2 separate regions of the Homo sapiens genome follow, and region 1 is linked to region 2. A link is a loop called in an ENCODE intact Hi-C map of the cell type or tissue named here. Cell type or tissue: mammary epithelial cell. All regions are shown on one strand. Each heading gives the region's core, and the rest is flanking DNA. Links, peaks and the distances in the headings are about the cores only.

Region 1 (5,378 bases), core at 118-5,117, 250 kb before region 2:
CCTCGGCCGCCCAAAGTGCTGGGATTACAAGCGTGAGCCACTGCACCCAGCCCCTTTTTTTTTTTTTTTTTGAGTCAGGGTCTCACTCTGTTCAGTGGCATGATCATGGCTCACTGCCCCGACCTCCCTGGGCTCAGGTAATCCTCCCACCTGAGCCTTCCAAGTAGCTAAGACTATAGGCATGCACCACCATGCCTGGCTAATTTTTTTTATTTTTTTTTAAGAGATGAGGTTTCACCATGTTGCCAAGGCTGGTCTTGAACTCCTGGGCTCAAGGGATCTGCCCACCTTGGCCTCCTAAAGTGCTGAAATTACAGGTGTGAGCCACCACACCCAGCCAGCTTCTTTCTTAAATAAGCTTTTAATTTAGAATAGTTTTAGACTTACAGAAACATTGTAAAGATAGTATAGAGTCCCCATATATCCCAAACCTAATTTCTCCTACTATTAACACATTAGTATAGCAAATTTGTCACAATTAAAGAACGAATATTGATACATCATTATTAACTAAAGCCCAAATTTTATTGAGATTTTCTTGTCTTTTCTGTTCCAGGATACCACATTGCACTGTGTCGTATCTCCTTCGGTTCCTCTTGGCTGTGATGGAATGGCAGACTTCCCTTGATTCTGAAGACCTTGACACTTCTGAGGAGTACTGGTCAAGTATTTTGCAGAGTGTCTCTTAACTGGGATTGTTCTGATGTTTTTCTCATGATTAGACTGGGGTTATGGGTTTTGGAGGAAGACACAGGAGAAGTGCCATTTTCATCACATCATATCAAAGTTACATAGTATCAGCATGACCTGTCACTGTTGAGGTTGACTTTGATCATTTGGCTGAGGTAGGTTTTGTCAGATTTCTCCACTGTAAAGTTACCCTTTTTCCCCCTTTTCTTTTCTTTCTTTTTCTTTTTTTTTTTTTTTTAGATGGAGTTGTACTCTGTTGCCCAGGTGGGAATGCAGTGGTACAATCTTGGCTCACTGCAACCTCCGCCTCCCGGGTTCAAGCAATTCTCCTGCCTCAGCCTCCTAAGTAGCTGGGATTACAGGTGTGCACCACCACACCAGCTAATTTTTTTTTAGTAGAGATGGGGTTTCACCATGTTGGCCAGGCTGGTCTCGAACTCCTGACCTCGAGATCCACCCACCTCAGCCTACCAAAGTGCTGGGGTTACAGGTGTGAGCCACCGCACCCAGGCTTTTCCTCTTTTCATACTGTACCTTCCAAAGGGAAGTCACTATGTGGAGCCCACAGTTAAGTAGAGGTTTTTATGCAACTCCTCCTTGAGGATGGAGTATCTACATAAATTATTTGGAATGGTTCTGCATGGGAGATTTACCTATTTTATTCTCTCCTGCTTATTTATTTAGCCAATCTTTTTTTTTTTTTTTTTTTGAGACGGAGTTTCGCTCTTGTTGCCCAGGCTGGAGTGCAGTGGTGCGATCTTAGCTCACTGCAACCTCTGCCTCCCGGTTTCAAGTGATTCTCCTGCCTCAGCCTCCCAAGTAGCTGGGATTACAGGCATGCGCCACCATGCCTGGCATTTTGTATTTTTAGTAGAGAAGGGGTTCACCAGGTTGGTCAGGCTGGTCTCGAACTCCTGACTTCAGGTGATCCACCCACCTCGGCCCCCCAAAATGCTGGGATTACAGGCGTGAGCCACCATGCACAGCCTATTCAATCATTTAGTATGGACTCCTGGACTTTGGGTTACAATGTAATAATACTTTATTTTGTTGCTCAAATTGCTTTGGCCACTGGGTGTTCATGTGTCCTTTTCACACATCCCCATCACTGTGTGTCTGGTTTTGTTTTGTTTTGTTTTTGAGCACTTTTTTACTTTCTGACACTGCAAGATGCCCCAAGCTCATCTTCTTTTAAATGCCTGTTTCATGACAAACACATGTTTAAAATTTTTAATACCTATTTTCATAACTGATGTGTCTTATTAGAATTAATTACTGTTTCATAACTTAGGAGCTGGGACAAATCAGTTCACTTAGGGATAGTAGAAATAGATGTTAAATAAAACTTTCCCAAAGCACCTGCTCCCCTTCCTCTAATCATTACCTTTACGGGAACCGTAAACTAAGGCCAGAAACCTCAGATTTTCCTTCAGCTTCCCTCTCTGTTCAGCCAACCTCTTTGTTGTCAGTTCGACTGTTTTTCAAATGTTTGCCTTCCTCTCCTTCCCATTGTCAGTGCTCAGCTCAGACCTTGATGCCTCATAGGATGGGCAGCAAAAGTCTGCATGGTTTCCTGTGTCCACTTGCTTCTCTGACACATCCACCCTTTTCCCTTCTGCCAGTTACCATAAAACATGTGCTAACTCTTTGCTCAGGATGGCCCTGCTGAGATTGGCATTCAAGACCTTCTACAAACAGGGCCTTCCATAGCTGCATCTCCCAGGACATCCCACCCACAGGCCTTCTTCTCTGGCTGCCTCAGAACACTGGGCCCGGGCCTGGGGTGCTCAGCCTGGAGAGTCCTGGCATCCATCTTCAGCCTGTTAAACACAGCCTAAGGGCTACTTCTTCATCTCTAGGCACTCTTACTGTCTCTGTTTGTACCCCCTGTTATAGCCCATGTCATTCTCTGTCTGTCCTACAGTTATGGGTCTGTCTTTCCTGCTAGATCAGAAGCTCCAGGGACCTGTCTGTCTTATTAACCTTTCTTCCCCTCATGATGCCTGGCCCAGGACTCCACGTTCAGAGGCAGTTTAATGTCTACAGAACTGATGGATGCTCCATACCCTGTATTCATAAGCCTGTGTTTTGCTGCCAAACACCAGAGGGCACTGTTAGCATGTCGATGAAGATTATAAACCCTCAGACCTGGAAGGCTGGGAAAGGCTTATGAAAATCTTGCTTCTGTTTTGGGATTACATAAGACTTATTGCGCCTCAATTGTTCTAAACACATCTGTTCGAGTTTATTCATGAGGCACGTTCCTGTTGGGGTTAGAGATGAGTTTGAAAGCTCCCCGTCACAGGTCAAATCCTTAGACAAGACTGCCTTCATAGTCTCTCCAGACCCAAAGTGGCTCTCCTAACCCACCAAAAATATCTCCCAATTACTCATTGAGAGGCATCCAGATGCCCTCTCCTCCACCAAAAATGGCGACTGCCAGTCCCAAGGGGGAATGTGTGATATGGTTCTATTCCTTTTCTGCCCCACCCTCCTCCCACATGCACACATGCACAGGTACCTGTCCACACGAATGCACACTCACTGCCATCAGGACCTCTGGGTGGTGGCTCAAACGGTGGCTCAAAGGCTCTAGCCTCTATGGGCAGGGTGGGAGGATGCTATGAGAAGCAGCACCTCCACTGGCCCTGACCCCAGGGAGACAGCATCAGTTTCCCATGTGCTCCCAGTCACAGCATCATGGGGGCCCCCAGGTGTGAGAAGTCTCCCTAGTGACTAAGCCAGGGAGCTCCATTCCAAAGGAGCTGGCTATTTGCAAAGGTGTCATGGCTTGTACATTTTTCCAAAAAATGACAGAAAAACTGAAGAACTGATTTTTTTCCCAAAACAAAAAACCCTTGCCCTCACTTCTCCCTAGCAAACCTGCTCTAACCCTGGGATCCCTGAGCAACATGACAGCATGAGGTCCAGATGGAAGGGGTAAGCCCCAGGAGCCCCTTCCCCTTGTCTTTGGTGTAAACTGGCTTCTTGACCCTGCCCTGCACACACCCCTAATAAACAGGAAGGCATCCGCGCCATTAGTATCCATCCTTTTCAGAGCATCTGAGACCTGTCTGGACCATCAAAGCCATCCCCAGCCCCCAGGAGCCTACTGGAGGAGACACCAGCCTCGCCAAAACAATTCTCCATTGTGTTCTTCCCCTTAGAAATCATGGGTTTGTAAACAGGCCCTTACATTTCAGCAGGTCCTGCCCTGGCTTTGTGCTGGTGTGTTGTTTTTTCTTCCCTGAACAATGTCCTTTCCAGTAGGGCCAGCCGTTCACACCATTGTCTGAGACCCTTGGACTACAGGAAACATCACCAGATTCTTATCAGTTGGGGGCAGGAGTGGGGGGGTGAACAGATGAGATCATGTCCACAGAGCAAGTGGCTGGTGTGCCACGTCATTCCCCATGCCTTCATCTGTGAGAGCAGAGCCCGCTCGCCCTCCATCAATCTGGGCTTCATGTGTCCAGAGTCCAGTCCCCTCTATTTGGTGGTAGACACCTGGACTCTGTTCCAGGCCTCTGTTGAGTCACTTTGGAATCCTATCAGTCTGCAACTGTCCCTTTGCCCTGGTCATTCCTCACAGCAGTGAAACAGGCCCTTTTGGGTGGATTAGGGGGTACTCTGGTCATCATACTCTCCGGGGTAAAGAGGTCAAGACTGGTCAGCTGAGTCCTCCCATCAGCAGTGTCCCTGCGTGCAGGCTATTAGCTAGCTGCTGGAGGCCTGGCCCAAAGACAGCCCCATATCCCTTACACCGCCTCCCTGGAGACTTTGCAGCAGCCCTCATCCTCAGTGGAGAGTAATTTTTTTAAAGGCTTCATGAGGAACCAGGAGTTTCCTTAATGGAAGTCCAGCAAGGAAAGTGAAAGGCTTCATTAGGATGCAGTCTCTAAGGGAGAGGGGCCCAGTAGTGGTACCCCCAGCAAAGGTGGCCAGGGACTGGGCAGTGGGAACGGGCACAGGGCCACAGCTGCCTTGCCTCGTCTCCTGTACATCCGAGGGATGGCTGAGTACGGAAGGAGAGCCAGGGTGCGGCCCAACAATTCCCAGGCACCTTATCAGATTTTTATCTATTTATTTATTTATTGAGACAGAGTCTTGCTCTGTTGCCCAGGTTGGAGTACAGTGGCGTGATCTCAGCTCGCTGTAACCTCTACCTCCCGGGTTCAAATGATTCTCGTGCCTCAGTCTCCTGAGTAGCTGGGATTACAGGTGTGTGCCACCAGCTAATTTTTGTATTTTTAGTAGAGAAGGGGTTTCACCATGTTGGCCAGGCTGGTCTCGAACTCCTGACCTCAGGTGATCCACCTGCCTCGGCCTCTGAAAGTGATGGCATTGCAGGTGTGAGCCATCGTGCCTGGCAACCTTATCAGATATTGTGTCCAAACCTAGCCCTACCCACTGTCCCTCTTTCCGAGTTTAGAGTCTTAGAAGACCCTGGGAATTTGTTCCTGGTGTGTGTTGAACTTTATTCTTGTAGAACCCACTGCAATCCAAGACTTAGGTGAGGCTGGGATGGGACCTTAACTGGGATGGAAATTGGGCTATTTCTGAGCAACTACCCCCTAGCTCTAAGATGTGGTTGGCCAGAGGTGCCTCTGTTTGCTGGATTTCCAGAGGCATGTGAGCCAGTCTTCTGGGGCCCAACTGGCTGGAGCTGCAGCTGGACCCCCTGCCAG
Region 2 (5,378 bases), core at 330-5,329:
GTAACCAAGACACACAAAACTCATCCCTGACCCAACCCCTCTGCACTGGTTCTGTCTGGAACTCTCTTCCAGCGAATTCAGGCCAAAACAGCCCAAATCACCCAAAATTTTCTTCTTAGCACTTATTACTAGCTAAGGATACATTATTCTTTATTCGTTTACTTGTTTACATTCTACTTCCCCCGCCTGGAATCTAAGTTCCATGTGAAAAATGGGCTTGTTTCCACATGGCTATATCCCAACCATGAGAACAGTGCTTGTCACATGATAGTCACACAGTTATTTGCTGAATTAATATATGATGTAACATACTGAAATTATTCATAAGATCACACTATTACTCTAAGACTTAGCTGAATACATAATGTTCATAAAAGAAAAGACTATTAATCAAGAGAATCTTAAAAAAGTGGAGATGCCTTGCATCGTAACAATTTTACCATTAAAGGGAAGATAGGGGAATTGTGGGAAGAGCAGGCAGAAACCATGTAATCCAAGTTACTCACAGGATCTACAGTTGGAAGATTGGAAAGTCTCCTCCTTTTCCTGCTTGGGCCTGGTGTTGACACAGAATGGTGCCCATCATCAAAGTCCCCGCTGACACTGCTGGAAGGGGAGGTAGCTCTTCTTCTCTTGGAACCCATGGAATCCAACTTCTTCTATAAGAAATAATCAGCCATGTTCTTACATTTAAATAGACTCTGTCACCAAGTCTTCAGCTGGACACCTGCTACCAAACTCCTGGCTCACTTAGGAGGATATTTTAACGTGTTGTAGTTTAACTAGCTATAAGTTTTTTTTTTTTTTTAAGCCCTGGACTTCCTTGTTTTAGTCTTTCACTTACCAGAATGCTATACTTCCAATTTTGATGGGACAAATTCAACAAAAGCATATTCATTTGTATATCAGCAATCTTGAATGACTCAACTTCTGGCTCCAAATTTGGCCTAGAGTTTCCCAACCTATATGTAGCAGTACATTAGTGTGCTGAAGGTATTAAGCCTTCAGCCCATGAGGCAGTCAGGCAGGCCTGGGGTACAGAGGCCCCAAGGTATCCACCTCTGGAGTCAGCACCTCATCTGCTTCTCTATGTGCCTTACAATTATGATCATTTGCTAGGTGGGCCATCATGTGGAAAAGAGCAAGAAGCAGAGCCCAGGACAAATGAGTAGTGCAAAAAGGTAAGGGGACAGAGGACAATTAACCTTCTAGCACTTTAGATGTACTCTAAAATTAAAACCCTGAAAATGAATGTTCTCCATTCATTAAAACAGGATCCACAAGACATATCCCTGGAAAACACTTAATGAGACTTGCTATACCTAGACAGAGGTACAAACTATCCTTTGAAACTCTTCTGTTAATTCAAACTAATCACCTTTTAGTGATATGACATACTCTAACTATAACACGTACTCTATTTAACTATAACAATTTTAACTATAACTCTATTTACAACACAAGAAATGCAACCACTGAATGATCTGCTACAGATAGTATATACCCAAGAAAGTCCTGCAATGCTTATATTGCAATACAATCTAACAATACTATCAAATAGTATATTGTGATTTGAAAGGCCTTTTTCTTTCTTTCTTTCTTTCTTTTTTAGGTGGAGTCTCGCTCTGTCACCAGGCTGGAGTACAGTGGCACGATCTCTGCTCACTGCAACCTCCCTCCACCTCCCAGTTTCAAGCGATTCTCCTGCCTCAGCCTCCAGAGTATCTGGGACTAAGGCGTGTGCCATCACACCCAGCTAATTTTTGTATTTTTAGTAGAGACGGGGTTTCACCATGTTGGCTAGGATGGTCCCAATCTCTTGACCTCGTGATCCGCCCGTCAAAGGCCTTTTTCTAAAGCTAAAAGAAAAAAAAAGATCCCAGTTTCACTCATCAACACTGAAGGTATTGATCCTTCAGCCCCTGAGGTAGTCAGGCAGGCCTGGGGTTCAGAGGCCCCAAGGTATTCACTTCTTGAGTCAGCACCTCATCTGCTTTTCCATGTGCCTTACAATTATGAGGAACCTCATAGAACTAGAGTACCTCATAATTGTAAGGCACATGGAAACACTGAATTTCAGGACACTACGACACCAGCAGCTGAATGATTAGAACAGGAGAACACTGGTTGCCAGCAGTATGGAAAGAAAGGTTGGGGATCTCCAGGAAACAGAAAGAAGGAGCAAAAGAATCACATTTGAAAATCCTGGTGAGCAATTAAGGAAAAAGAGAAGTCTCAGATCTCTTTTTCCAAACTAAAGTCCACATGGTGTTTAAAACAAAATCTACCACGATGATGTTCCTTACTCTAGGCTTCGGTTTGTTATACAGTATTATTAGTTTGAAGTTGGCTAAAAGTAGTTAAAATCGTCAAAAGGCTTAGCCAAAACTTAGCCAAGTTTTGCTGATTTTTGTTCATTTTATAAAAAGCTGATCAACAGGACTCAATTCATTAAGATAAATTAAGGACCAATCCCTTTTAAACAATCTATGACAAAGACACAAGTGAATTTGATGAACATAAGGAGGGAATCTTTGTGGAAAGGATAACAAAAATTTAAGAAAGGTGGAAGGAAAAAGTCAAGGAAGGACAGAAAAGGGAAAGGGTGTAGATAATCAGTAATTTACCAGCTTTACCAGAGCACAACCAGCGCCTCGAAAAGCCAGTCTCCTCATTATGTCTGAAAGCCAAGTGAAGCCAGTGGGAGAAGGAAGGGCTTTAGAAGTGCTGATTCAGTGTTAGTATATTCAAAACTGAAAAAGAAGAACAAGGCAGAGAAGGGGGAAATAGAAAAGAAGGGTCAGAAGGAGTAAAAATGAGTACGAATAGATAGAAAACATTCAAATAGAACTGCTAAAGAAAGATAAAGAGAACTGGAGAAAACAGGCATATCAGTTCTCTTGTACCTATCAAACAAACTGCTGCAAAGGCTCAGGCACTAACAGTACCTGACAGTTCTTCCATTTTAAAACCAAATGCTTTCATATGTTTAAAGATGTCTCATTGAGGTTCCCCTTTACTCACATTAGGAATGACTGTCAATTCCAGGAATGAGGCATGCCTGCCCAACTGCCCCCTAGTCAATAAGAGCAGAGTTCAATCACAGAGCTGGAATGGAGAGTGAATACATGTGGGAGGCTCACATGTGACACCAAGTGTTGGCAAGCTGGAACAAACCAAGAATGGCTCATGTGAGCAAAAGGTCTGGAAAACACCCTCCCCCACAAAAAAAAAATTCAGAGAAAGAACATTTATTTCCAAAAGTCCTATCTGCATTGGAGACACCATATAAAAATTTGACAAGGTTAAAAAAAAAAAAAAAAGGGCCAACCATTTTGGCAGGAGTTCAAAATTACTTTTATAAATAATCCACTGAAAATCAAATGACAAAAAAATACATTATCAGCATGTGTATGTCGTTCGGATGACACAATATCCCAATATCCTTGAATCATTAATTTACTTTGGTAAGATAAGAAAAAGTTTCAACTTAAGGATAATTTTCAAGTATTTTCTTATCCATGGGACACATTTTAAAATGTATTTTGAAAGTCTGACAAGAAGGGCAATGTTATAAGGTGGGAGAAACAACAGGACCTTTGCTCCTAAGACCAGAATAGGAGTCCTAAGTCTTCCACCTCTGATTATCAGCTTGATGTTGTCTGATTAGTTGATGTAACCTCTCAGATCTGTTTCATCTCTAAAATAAGAACGTAATGCCGGGAGTGGTGGGTCATGCCTGTAATCCCAGCACTTTGGAAGGCCGAGGCCAGTGCATCACTTGGAGTTCGAGACCAGACTGGCCAACGTGGTGAAACCCTGTCTCTACTAAAGAAAAATACAAAAATTTAGCTGGGTGCGGTGGCTCATGTCTGTAATCCCAGCGCTTTGGGAGGCTAAGGCGGATGGATCACCTGAGGTCAGGAGATCAAGACCATCCTGGCTAACACGGTGAAACCCCGTCTCCACTAAAAATACAAAAAAAATTGGCTGGGCTTGGTGGCACGCACCTGTAATCCCAGCTACTTGGGAGACTGAGGCAGGAGAATCGCTTGAACCCGGGAGGCGGAGGTTGCAGTGAGCCGAGATGGCACCACTGCACTCCACCCTGGACGTCAGAGCAAGACTCTGTCTCAAAAAAATAATAAAAAAAAAAATTAGCTGGCTGAGGCAGTGCATGCCTGTAAACCCAGTTACTTGGGAGGCTGAAGCATGAGAATTGCTTGAACCCAGGAGGCAGAGGTTGCAGCAAGCCGAGATCATACCACTGCACTCCAGTCTGGGTGACAGAGCGAGACCGTCTCAAGAAAAAAAAAAAAACAACATAAAGTGAAATCACTTCTGCATGTTCCCCAGGCACAGGAACAGCATATTCATTTTTGTAGACCTGTCTTACAGGATAGTATTTGGTATAGGTTATGTGCTCAGTTTATCTTTTAATAAATGTATTAAAAGTGCACTTAGGGCCAGGCACAGTGGCTCATGCCTGTAATCCCAGCAATTTAGGAGGCTGAGGTGGGCAGATCACCTGAGGTCAGGAGTTCAAGACCAGCCTGGCCAACACGGTGAAACCCCGTCTCTATCAAAAATACAAAAAATTATCTAGGCAAGGTGGTGGCATGCACCTGTAATCCCAGGCACTCGAGAGGGTGAGGCACGAGAATTGCTTGAACCAGAGAGGCAGAGATTGCAGTGAGCTGGGATTGCGCCACTGCACTCCAGGCTGGGGGACAGAGTAAGACTGTCTCCAAAAAAAACAAAAAAAAAGTGCACTTGAGACCTTCAAAAAAAAAAGTTTATTTGTATAGTTTAAAAGTCCTCAGCCAGGCACAGGGGCTCATATCTGTAGTCCCAGCACTTGGAGAGGCTGAGGCAGGATGACCGCTTGAGGCAGAGAGTTCAAGACCAGACTGGATAACATAGATTGATCTTTTCTCTACAAAAATTAAAATTAGCTGGGTGTGGTGCTGCACATCAGTAATCCCAGCTACTTGGGATGCTGAGGTGAGAGGACTGCTTGAGCCTAGGAGCACAAGGCTTCAGTGAGCCATGATCACTTTACTGAACTCCAGCCTGGGCAACAAAGTCAGACCTTGTCTCAAAAAAAAAAAAAAAAAAAAAAAAAAAATGCCTGTAAGCATCCCTTCAGCAATTTTGTCTTTCCATGAAGAGGAAAGACAGATTCCAGAGTTCAATGCCAAGTTTTAAAATGGCCTTGATTACAGTTACAAGTTCAAAAGTCTAACAATCAATAATTTATAGTGGACAGTTAAGAATACTTAATAATGTGCAACTGGGAGAATATCGACTTACTATAGACAAACAGTGTATTTCGACCGTTTATGAACTTTAGCCCTCTCCTATATTTCTAGTAATAT

Evidence for each region. Peaks named below come from ENCODE experiments on the same cell type or tissue, not always from the same donor. Only the 100,000 strongest peaks of a DNase experiment are listed, where the experiment ranks them.
Region 1: it touches region 2 in a loop (20-fold over the local background); 24 of 110 quality-filtered maps call a loop at or near these places.

What each region holds. Positions count from the first base shown.
Region 1 is chr3:52,425,919-52,431,296 of GRCh38, forward strand. No RefSeq gene overlaps it. Among named protein-coding and RNA genes, the nearest start is that of SEMA3G, 16 kb to the right of the region's middle. RefSeq lists enhancers at 2,048-5,197, 2,776-2,875 and a silencer at 4,055-4,215. In mammary epithelial cell, for the core only: a CTCF peak has its summit at 2,790 (motif pointing right); a DNase peak (open chromatin) is centred at 2,803.
Region 2 is chr3:52,679,068-52,684,445 of GRCh38, forward strand. It overlaps PBRM1 (polybromo 1), which reads right to left. Exons shown (of 32, transcript NM_001405607.1): 2 at 507-659. The coding sequence starts at 644. Among named protein-coding and RNA genes, the nearest start is that of PBRM1, 4.2 kb to the right of the region's middle. In mammary epithelial cell, for the core only: a CTCF peak has its summit at 3,142; a DNase peak (open chromatin) is centred at 3,114; H3K27ac peaks cover 801 bases.